2 separate regions of the Homo sapiens genome follow, and region 1 is linked to region 2. Evidence: chromatin loops called from intact Hi-C (ENCODE). Cell type or tissue: PC-9. All regions are shown on one strand. Links, peaks and the distances in the headings refer to the core of each region. The heading gives the core; the rest is flanking DNA. Region 1 has its middle 19 kb from the start of MRGPRX1. Region 2 has its middle 33 kb from the start of MRGPRX2.

Evidence for each region. Hi-C counts contacts between places; a loop is a spot of excess contacts. Peaks named below come from ENCODE experiments on the same cell type or tissue, not always from the same donor. Only the 100,000 strongest peaks of a DNase experiment are listed, where the experiment ranks them.
Region 1: a loop joins it to region 2, with 5 times the contacts of the local background. A loop is called at or near these places in 1 of 110 quality-filtered maps.

What each region holds. Positions count from the first base shown.
Region 1 is chr11:18,955,565-18,960,947 of GRCh38, reverse strand. It overlaps the pseudogene MRGPRX11P. Among named protein-coding and RNA genes, the nearest start is that of MRGPRX1, 19 kb to the right of the region's middle. RefSeq lists enhancers at 1,948-2,497, 4,567-5,067. In PC-9, for the core only: no CTCF peak of the experiment used is centred there; DNase peaks (open chromatin) are centred at 2,237 and 2,557; H3K4me3 peaks cover 491 bases; H3K27ac peaks cover 1,702 bases.
Region 2 is chr11:19,025,465-19,030,847 of GRCh38, reverse strand. It overlaps the pseudogene MRGPRX9P. Among named protein-coding and RNA genes, the nearest start is that of MRGPRX2, 33 kb to the left of the region's middle. In PC-9, for the core only: no CTCF peak of the experiment used is centred there; DNase peaks (open chromatin) are centred at 2,437 and 2,807; H3K27ac peaks cover 807 bases; H3K27me3 peaks cover 1,861 bases.

The DNA of each region.
Region 1 (5,383 bases), core at 282-5,281, 70 kb after region 2:
AAGGGACAGGGAAGGAGCAATTACCATTGTCGCCATAGCCATAGCTGTAGCAATAGGGGTGGGAGAGCACCAGCAGGCAGGTGGAGAAGCCTTGCATGGCCAACACACAGCCACACAGCCTGATAAGATTTGGATCTGTGTCCCCACCCAAATCTCATATTGATTGTAACTCCCAATATTGGAGGGAGGGCCTGGTGGGAGCTGATTAGATTTTGGGGACAGTTTCACATGAATGGTATAAACACCATCCCCCTTTGGTATCGCTGTAGTGATAGTGAGTGAGTTCTCATGAAATCTAGTTGTTTAAAAGTGTGTAGTGCCTCCCTCTCTCTCTGTATTTCTCTTGCTCTCACCGTGTGAGATGCCTCTCTCTCCCTTGGCCTTTCACCATGATTGGAAGCTTCCTGTGGCCTCCCCAGAAGCAGAAGCTGCTATGCTTCCTGCATAGCCTATACAGCAATGAGCCAATTAAACCTAGTTTCTTCATAAACTTGCCAGTCTCAGGTATTTCTTTATAGCAATGTGAGAATGAACTAATACCCAGGCAGAGAGCCAGGAGATGGAAATCTGAAGTTGCTCTCCTGCTGTCCTCCAGTCTCCTGCTGGTGTGGCGCAGTGTCACAATTCCACCAGAAGCTAGAATTAAAATGAATCCCACTGATGTGGGACATAAAAGCCACTCTCTTAGGATGTCAAACAGGATAGAGAAGAATGGAAAGCAAAACCTCATAGCAAATGAGACTATCACTCTCACCTTCTTCTATCCTCCTAATTACTGGGCATTCTCTGTCTAAAGGTGATTGATTTCTTTCTCATTTCAGCTCTATCAGACCACTTCAATGTTTGGCATATCTTTCTCTACTGTCACTTCTATGCAGAAATGTTTGCATTCATCAAAAATGCATAGAAAATAAAATGTAATCTAAAAAAGAGAGAACATATTTCTTTGGTTTAGAATATAATTTTGGTGGCTGTAATAAAGAATGAAGTAGAAATATCTTTAAAAAGAAGGTATAGTTGTGCCTCTAGGTCTCTAGATTCTGAATCTGCAGAGTCAACAAATCACAGGTGGAAACTATTTTAAAAATAAGGGTATGGCAGACGTGTGTATGTAGTGAACAGGTAGAAACTTGTTTTTCCTTGTCATTACTTCCAAAAAAAAGTATAGTAAAACAAGAATTAACATGGCAGTTGTATTTTGTCAGTTATTCTAAATAACTTAGAAATGATTTAATGTATCTGGGAGAAAGAGCATAGGGTGTGCACAAATATCGCATCTTTTTATGTAAGGAAATTGAGCATCTGCATATTTTGGTGTGTGCTGGGGTTCCGGAGCAAGAACCAGGGAATGCCCAGAGATGACTATCTGTGAGATCTGAGCTGGAAACTCCAAGACATCATATATCAGAATTCCAAAACTGCAACTCCCCAGTCCCCAGGGAGCTTCCCTCATCCTTGTGATCCTACATGGTTCACAGCCACATCAGCATTCCAGCGTGATGGAAAAGGATGAAGAAAAGGAGGTGCTTTGCTCTTTTGATTGATTCTATGAGCCAGGACTTGCTTACTTCACTTTTGTGCACCTTTCACTGAACAGCACCTGGTCATACAATGGCACCCAGCATCAAGGAAAACTGGAATGTGGGTCCTTGTGCTGCCTTTAGACTCGGTCGTGACCAAAGAGGAAAATCAACATTGGAGCAACCTAGCAGTTCCTTCAGCCCCTCACTGTCTCTGATTCTGTGCTCACATCAAGATTTTTTTCAGGAGCTCCTCTGAAATAATGAATGATGGGGCAGAGAACAGTACAGAAGTTTCATGCAGGGCTCCAGGGACCAGGGGCGGGTACTGGACCTACTCTTCTTGTTGTGATCACAGGAAAACACTTTACTAGTCTAGGCCACAGCTTCATCTTATGTTATATGAGGATAATACCACAGATGGTCTTTAAGGAACACAGGCTAAATGTTGGTGATACCACAGTGAAAAAGACAGGCACGACTTACTCCTTAATGGAGCTTCAAGTTTCATAAGGAAGACAAACATATCAAACCATAAATATAGATGGACAAAGTGTTTAGTGCCCTGAGTGTGGATAACAGAGGCTCTCCTTTTCCTCTCATTTCCTTTTCGGGTCAATCAGGGTGGTGGCAGCTTGTCTCTCTAAGAGAGCTCATGATGGATGCATTCACTCCTGATGCTCCTCTGTATTCCTAGAGGAGGGTGTGTCTCCTTTCCACCTGAAGAGTTCCTGCCCATGTGCATTCTTGGGATTCCAGAGCAAAGGTGGCCTCTGATAGGCAAAAAGGAACTCCTGAATTCATTCCTAAATGCCTTCACTCTCCTCTATATTGTTCCCTATTTGATTTGCTTCTCATTCTCTATCTGAAATTTGTTTAGGTTAGTTTTTTTTTTTCAACCCACAATTTTGCCTGCCAACTTGGATTTAATCTTAAGAATCACTCCTCTGCTTTACCCCCTCTAACATGTATAATCAACACAGAGTGGCACTGGGTGTAAAGGGCTGCTCCAAGACTGGATCATGAGTCAGCCCTGCTGGCCTCAAATCATACTATATAAGTCCCAGAACAAATAATTCACTCTTTTTGTGTACCAATGTATTATTGTCCATATGGGAATAACACTCATTCTTACCTGCTAGGCTCTTCAGATAATGAAAAGAGACAATATCTTAAACACTCTCAATCAGCTGCTGTTATTCTCCCAGATTAGACCCAGTCCTCATTCTCCAGTTGAAATCTGCATGAATATCTCTCTTTATACTCCAAGCCCTACATATCTCCTATTTCCCCTCATGGACTCCTCTCACACAAATGTTTACATCAACAAAGAAACAAACCAAAGATCTCCTGAAAGAGAGAATGAAACAGGTTTACATTGTGTATACCCAGCAGAACACTTAGTAGTCCCCCCATACATATTCCCACACTTCAGTTACCTGCTTCAGTGGCACTCAGACCTCACCCTCACTTACTCTTTCCTCTGCTCTATTGCTGAGCATTTCAGCTCAGACCCACAACCTACACAAATATTCTGTACAAAAATGCTTCTAGGTGTTCAGCAAAGCCACACTGAGTCCTCATTTCAAAGGCACATCAGTGGTCAATTTCAGGTTTGGGGCACACATCAGTAATTCTTTTTTAACACAGATAGAGCTGCCACAAATAGAATTCTGATGAATGAAATTTTCTGTACCTAATTAAACATGGGTGTTCTAATGCCTTACATTGTGCTTTAATTTTTATTTTCCATTTCACCCAAATCTACCATTATCATTAAGTTCCTCATGCATGCATTCATTCATTGAATGAATATTTATGAAGAGCACAGTGTGCTGCTCATGGAAATAGGTACTGGGAGTACAAAATGTAAAATGTGGTCCTGTCTGCAATGACTGACACACTGAGTTATTTCTCAACCACCAGGCCCAGCCATTTTCACACTTGTCCTAGTGAAGGTCACATTTTCCTCTGGTTCATAATGCATGGTCTTCTTTCTTGTCCATAGATGACCAGTCCTAGTCACGAGTGTGTCACAACCACTTCTTTGTGTATCTGAATTCCTCCACCTGAGAGAAAATTTCAGGCCCAGGATAAAGCAATGATCAGGTCCACAGCCCTGGCCACTTGAGTGGGGGTGTTTTGACCATAATGTTATTCCCATGTCAGCATAGAACTTGTGTGGCAATAGAGAGAGGTCAGGCTTTAGAGTCAGCAAGAACTGGATTTCAAACTGGATTTCAGGACCCCCACCTTTTGATAGGTAACTTATTCTCTGCACGTCTCTGATATCTCCTCTTAAAATGACGACAGTAAATCCCACGTGGCAGGGTGGTGCAGAGAATCAGAGATGATACAGCTGTTGATCACCTCTGGTTTGTGTTCCCAGGGACACCAGACTAGGGTTCCTGAGCGTGGATCCAACCATCCCAGCCTTGGGTACAGAACTGACACCAATCAATGGACGTGAGGAGACTCCTTGCTACAAGCAAACCCTGAGCCTCACAGGGCTGACGTGCATCGTTTCCCTTGTCGGGATGACAGGAAATGCAGTCGTGCTCTGGCTCCTGGGCTTCCGCATGCGCAGGAACGCCTTCTCCATCTACATCTTCAACCTGTCCATGGCCGACTTCCTCTTTCTCAGAAGCCACATTATACGTTTTCCGTTAAGCCTCATCAATATCCTCCATCCCATCTTCAAAATCCTCAGCCCTGTGATGATGTTTTCCTACCTTGCAAGCCTGAGCTTTCTAAGCGCCATGAGCACCGAGCGCTGCCTGTACGTCCTGTGGCCCATCTGGTAGCGCTGCCGCCCCCGCCCCTACACCTGTCAGCGGTCGTGTGTGTCATGCTCTGGGCCCTGTCTCTGCTGCGGAGCGTCCTGGAGTGGAGTTTCTGTGACTTCCTGTTTAGTGGTGCTGATTCTGTTTGGTGTTAAACATCAGATTTCATCATAGTAGGGGGGCTGATTTTTTTATGTGTGGCTCTCTGTGGTTCCAGCCTGGTCCTGCTGGTCAGGATCCTTTGTGGGTCCCGGAAGATGCCACTGACCAGGCTGTACGTGACCATCCTGCTCATAGCGCTGGTCTTCCTCCTCTGTGGCCTGCCCTTTGGCATTCGGTTTTTCCTATTTTCATGGAACCACGTGGATTTGGAAGTCTTATATTGTCACGTTCATCTAGTTTCCATTTTCCTTTCCTCTCTTAACGGCCAACCCCAACATTTACTTCTTCGTGGGCTCCTTTAGGCAGTGTCAAAATAGGCAGAACCTGAAGCTGGTTCTCCAGAGGGCTCTGCAGGACACGACTGAGGTGAATGAAGGTGGACGATGGCTTCCTGAGGAAACCCTGGAGCTGTCAGGAAGCAGATTTGGGCAGTGAGGAAGAGCCTCTGTCCTGTCAGATGGGACTTTGAGAGCAACACTGCCCTGCCATCCTTGACAATTGCATGTGTTTTTCTTAGCGTTGCACCTCAGGAATGTCTCAGTGGTTCCTCAGGGTCTTCAAATGGATTTTTATCTATCCTGACGGTTGCAGTTGTCAACCATAGAAAGCATTAGTCTGATAATACAATGTTTAGATTCTCCTTGATATTGCCAATCTATTTTTCCTGTTATCTTACATTGAATCTTTCTTGCTGAACACTTTTTCTGCAATTACCTGGTATTGAAAGGAATTCCTGTCCAAAACCTTAAAACTCTTCTTTATACTTTTTTCCTACCTGATTATATCAAAAGGGAGGATTCCTTATTAATCTCTCAGACTATGTTCCCCTGAAAATCATGTTCCCTTCAATGACTGGAGGCATTACCACAGTTGGAAGCTCGATTCTGAATAAATGAGTTCTGCTATCTCTATGTTCCA
Region 2 (5,383 bases), core at 162-5,161:
CTGGAGACTAGAATTCAATAAGACTTTCACCTTGTGAGTGAATTAACAGCATTTGCAGTGACCTGAATGAGACTATTATCCTAAGTGAAGTAACTCAGGAATGGAAAACCAAACATTGTATGTTCTCACTGATATGTGGGAGCTAAGCTATGAGGATGCCAAGGCATAAGAATGATACAATAGACTTTGGGGACTTGCGGGGAAGAGTTGGGGGGGCGAGGGATAAAAGACAACAAATATGGTGCAGTGTATACTGCTTGGGTGATGGGTGCACCAGGATCTCACAAATCACCATTAAAGAACTTACTAATGTAACCAAATACCACCTGTATCCGAATAACTTATGGAAAGATAAACCAAAAGACTTTCACCTTTTGACACACATCTGTGTCAATTGGAAAGAAAATGAAAACTAGCATAGAGAGACTTCCTCTTTCCTGCTGCCAGATTTTAGATTCCCTGCTGAAACTCATCAGCTCCTTCCACCCCATCTCCATCTCCATCCCCTACTTCTGTATCACTATGATAACTTATTTTTACATTACGAGTCTAGGCATGCTCAGTGCCATTAGCACCAAGCACTGCAGTCCGTACTGTGGTGCATCTGGTATACTGTTACCACCACCTGAGACAGAAGTCAGCTGTCATATGTGGCATCTTGGTCCTGTCCCTGCTGCTGAGCATCCTTGAAAGGAACTACTGTAGCTTCTTTTGGGGTACTCTAATTTTGCTTGGTTTCTGGCACTTTATTTCATTACCATGTGTTCTCTCTGGGTCCAGCCTGTCCCTACTGGTCAGACTCCTGTGTGGCTGCAGGTGCTGCAGCTGACCAGGCTCTTATGTGACAACCTGCTTCTGGTCCTAGTCTTCCACTTCTGCAGCCTACCTGCTGGTGTTCAATTGTTTCTTGGGTTGTGGGTTCAAATTGACTACAATTCATTCTTTTGTCTTGATTGCATTGTGTTTATCTTGACTTGCTAGCAGCTGCACCAACCCTATTATTTGCTTTCTTTGTTGGCTCCTTTAGGTAGTATCAATATGGGAAGATCCTCAAGCTGGTTCTCCAGAGGGCTCTGCAGGACACTGCTGAAGTATATGAAGGTGGAGGCAGACTTGTTCAGGAAACCCTGAAGCTGTCGGGAAGCAGACTGAGGCAGTGAGGAAAAGCCTCTGCCTTGGTCAGTCAGATGTGACTTTGACAGTAAACACTGCCCTGCCAGACTTGACAATTACCTGCTCTTCTCTCAGCCTCATGCCGCCAAAGTGCCTCAGTTATTCTTCAATGTCTTCAAATAGATATATTTAATGTGGCTTTTCTAGTTTTTCTCAGAGAAATCATTAGTCCCAAAGTAGAATATCTCTATGATACGAATAAATTTCTTATATTATCTCCTCTGGATCTTTTACTTTTTTCAATCTACTTAAATTTTAATTATTTTGGCTACATAAGAGTTGTACATATAATGGGGCATATGTGATATTTTAATATAAACATACAATGTATTATGATCAAATGGGGTAATTGAGGTATCTACCTCAAGCATCTAACTTTTTGTGTTAGGGACATTCCAATTCCACTCCATTATTTTGAAAAATACAATAAAATTTTGTTAACTATAGTCACCCTATTGTACTACCAAACACTAGATCTTATTCCTTCTAACCATATATTTATACCCATTAGCCAACCCCTCTTCATCCACCACTTCCCACTACCCCTCCCAGCCTCTGGTAATCATCATTCTACTCCCTCTGCCTCCCCGCTGCCCCCTGCCGCCAATGATAGCATGCTCATGTCCCAGATGGATCCCCACTTCACATTGGCCCTGTGAGGCATGCAGCCCTCTTCTCTCTGGGATCTGGAAGTAATAAATGACCTCTGTTATTGTAGGTGTTTTGTTGAGTTACCTCCTCTGTCTTACCTGACCAATACACTTGAACCTAACTCCTTTCCTGGTCAGGGCTGTCCTAGAGAGTGGCTATCTTGGCTGAGAGCGGTGGCTCACACCTGTAATCCCAGCACTGTGGGAGGCCGAGGCAGGTGGATTACCTGAGGTCAGGAGTTCAAGACCAGCCTGGCCAACATGGTGAAACCCCATTTCTACTAAAAATACAAAAATTAGCTGGGCATGGTAGCACACGCCTGTAATCCCAGCTACTTGGGAGGCCGAGGCAGAAGAATTGCTTGAGCCTGGGAGGCGGAGGTTGCAGTGAGCCAAGATTATGCCACCGCACTCCAGCCTGGCCAACAGAGCAAGACTCTGTCTCAAAAAAAGAAAAAAAAAAAAGAGAGAGAGTGACTATCTTGGAAAAAGTAAACTGGACACAGATAATACAAAAGCCACAAGGGTGTCTGCCAGTATAAACAAGTTTCCTGTGCGAGGAATACCTGGTTGTGGGTCAGACACTTAGTCATTAGGCCATCTGCCAGGATAAAGAAGCATTACTTGAAAGGCACACTGTAAACAGCCATGACCACAGTCCCTGAGTCACATCAGGGCAGGACTAGAGTTCATTACCACTCTCTTCAGAGAGAGATTTCAAGGCCAGGCTAAAAAGAAAAAAAACACAATATCAGTTTTCTGACTCCAGATTTGATATTCTTCCAGGTTCAGTACTCTGTTGACTCTGTATCCTATACATACACCCTTGACTTCCAAATGCTGTCGTAGGTCTTGGCTATAGGTGAGGGCTTCCTACAGGAGGGAAGAAGTAGGAAGACAGTGTTTGTAGCCCATGCAGTAGGCATGGTGCCTTGATGTGATGTCACCAGTTCAGACTAAGAATTATTATGAGTCAGCCCTGGGAATCTACCATCAATTGTACAGCTGTGGCTGAAGATGTTGTCCATCATAAAGAATCCTGTAATGCAAGGCCAAAATGAGAGAGGGAGAGATGACTCATTTTATTTTAAATACAACATTTTTCTCCTACCATAAAAATTCAACTCTTAATCTTTTTATACCCTGATGTAGATGATGTCTTGAGAGTTGGGTAACCAATTTTAAAATAAGAATTTTAAAAAGAATTTTTAAGGTAAGAATTTTAAAATAAATTAGCAACTTTATTTTAAAATTGTACATGTCATACAGCACTGCTTTTGAAATATATTTTTGATAGTATCTTCACATTAGATAAAATGGGATTGTTAACTTCCAGTTATCAAAACTGGATTAACTTCCACTATCTTCTTATTTAGATGAAATTGGATTGTTAACTTCCATTATTCTGATGGGCAGAATAATGCCCATCAATTTCAAAATCTTTGAAGAGCCACAGAGAGAAGCAATGCAAGGTTGGAGCATCTGTTGTATCTGTAGTTTTATTTATTCATTTTTAAAGAGAAATTGGTGACAAATATGACACATTTTTAATATATGCTTAATAATTTGCAGGGTGGGTATGTGAACGTTTATATTTTCTGTCCTAAGTAGCCAGTTTATAGACTTCTCCAGCATCACCCTGTCCTCATTCGTGATGACTCCAATGTCCTTGTAGATGGCAATCCAACATCCTAAGCTTTCCATCTCCTAAACACCTCCTTCCTTTAATCTTGTCACCTACCCCATTCTAACCATCCAGGCTTAGATCTTGTCATAACCCCCAATGGCATCACCTCCACAATCTCAGTTTCAAAATCGCACTGCCTTCCCCTCAACTCTAATCTGTACAACTTATTTTCCCGAATGCCTCAACTCTTGCACACCATCTCAGCCTCCAGTATCTTCACCCAACATGACTCATTGACCTTGGCTTCCCCACTGTCACCATTGCTAACTTTAGATTTCACACCCCATTTTTGTAATCACTACCTTGCACATACCCTCCACCTCCTTGCCACACTTTCCTCTGCCAACTTGCCAGACAAAACTCCATCTGGTTGAATTCATCTTTCACTCACTCTATGCTTGTTCCTAGAGAGCTGAGTGTGACTAGTGTGTGGTTAACTTCCTTACATCTCACAAGGGGTGACAATTTATCCAACTGTTAACACAGATAAATGTTAAACAGAGTAATAAAATTTACTGTTCAAAGCTATATTCATAACTAATGAAAGATTTAACAACAAAAACTAACAAGTTGTTGCTTCTAGAGAACAGGATTTAGGAAGACTTTGACCTTGTATTTGATACACTTCTGATATGGATTGGGTGTGTGTCCCTGCTCAAATCTCATGTCAAATTGTAATCCCCAGTGTTGGAGGTGGGACCTGGTGGCTAGTGATTAGATCATGGGAGCAGATTTTCCCTTTGGAGCTGTTCTCTTGATAGTGAGCAAGTTATCACAAGATCTGGTTATTTAAAAGTGTGTAGCACCTAGCCCTCCTCTCTTCCTCCTGCTCCGGCCATGAAAGAAGTGCCCGCTTCACCTTCCACCATTATTGAAAATGTCCTGAAGCTTCCTCAGTCATGCTTCCTGTACAGCCTGAGGAACCATAAACCAATTAAACCTCTTTTCTTTATAAATTACCTCCCTCAGGTAGTTATTTATAGCAGTGCAGGAATGAATTAATACAATTTCTGTGCTCTGGAAAGACAGAGTAAACATGGACACGTTACTACTTTGATAAAGAAAAAGGGTGGGACAGGCCACAGAGGGCCTTGAGTGACAAATGAGGAGGGTGTGCTTTATTCTTAGTTATAAACTCTCCCAGCACAGGCTCACATTGCTTGGCATTGCTGGTCATGCACACAGTTAGCAGCAAAAGACTCCAAAACAACCATCATTTACAGCAACAGGAATTGGATGCAGGCAGGGATTGGCAGAAGTTCAAAGACAAGAATAGAGTGAGACTAAATGGTGAGACACATCTCGTGAGAGGTCATGACTCAAACGACTCTGCACTCTCATTTGCCAGCAGATCCCTGCACAGGAAATCACAGGGCTGTCCAGTACTTTGATAAGCACCAGGCTTCCCTTCAACTACTGCAGGCACCTCCGTAGGTCAGAGAAGTGCCCTCTAGCAACTGTCAATTGCAGTTTGTCACTGTCTTGAACACAGATCAGCCTGCCACCTCCAGCAAGGAGAATAAAGGAGATGTTAGAATTTATTGAGCTTATTTCCAAAGCCATTATTATGTTTTTCCTCTTAGTGAACATTCACATAACTCTACCTTGGCATGGCATATTCAGGGAGCAATAGGGGCTCCAGTAGGAAAAGACAGGAGACATGACGCTCACTCCTGGCAACTTTGGGAGCTGGCAGGCTTGACAGTGGGAGAGCTGAATGCTCAAAAACAGGACTGTGCCCCCTTATTGCACACTCTCACCATTCTCTTCATCAAACCACACTAATTTGCTGTCATGGTGATGAATCTGATGTTTTCCTTAATTTAAAGAGGCAAGCTGGGGCACATGCATGTTTCTCAAAGCTAAAACGCTG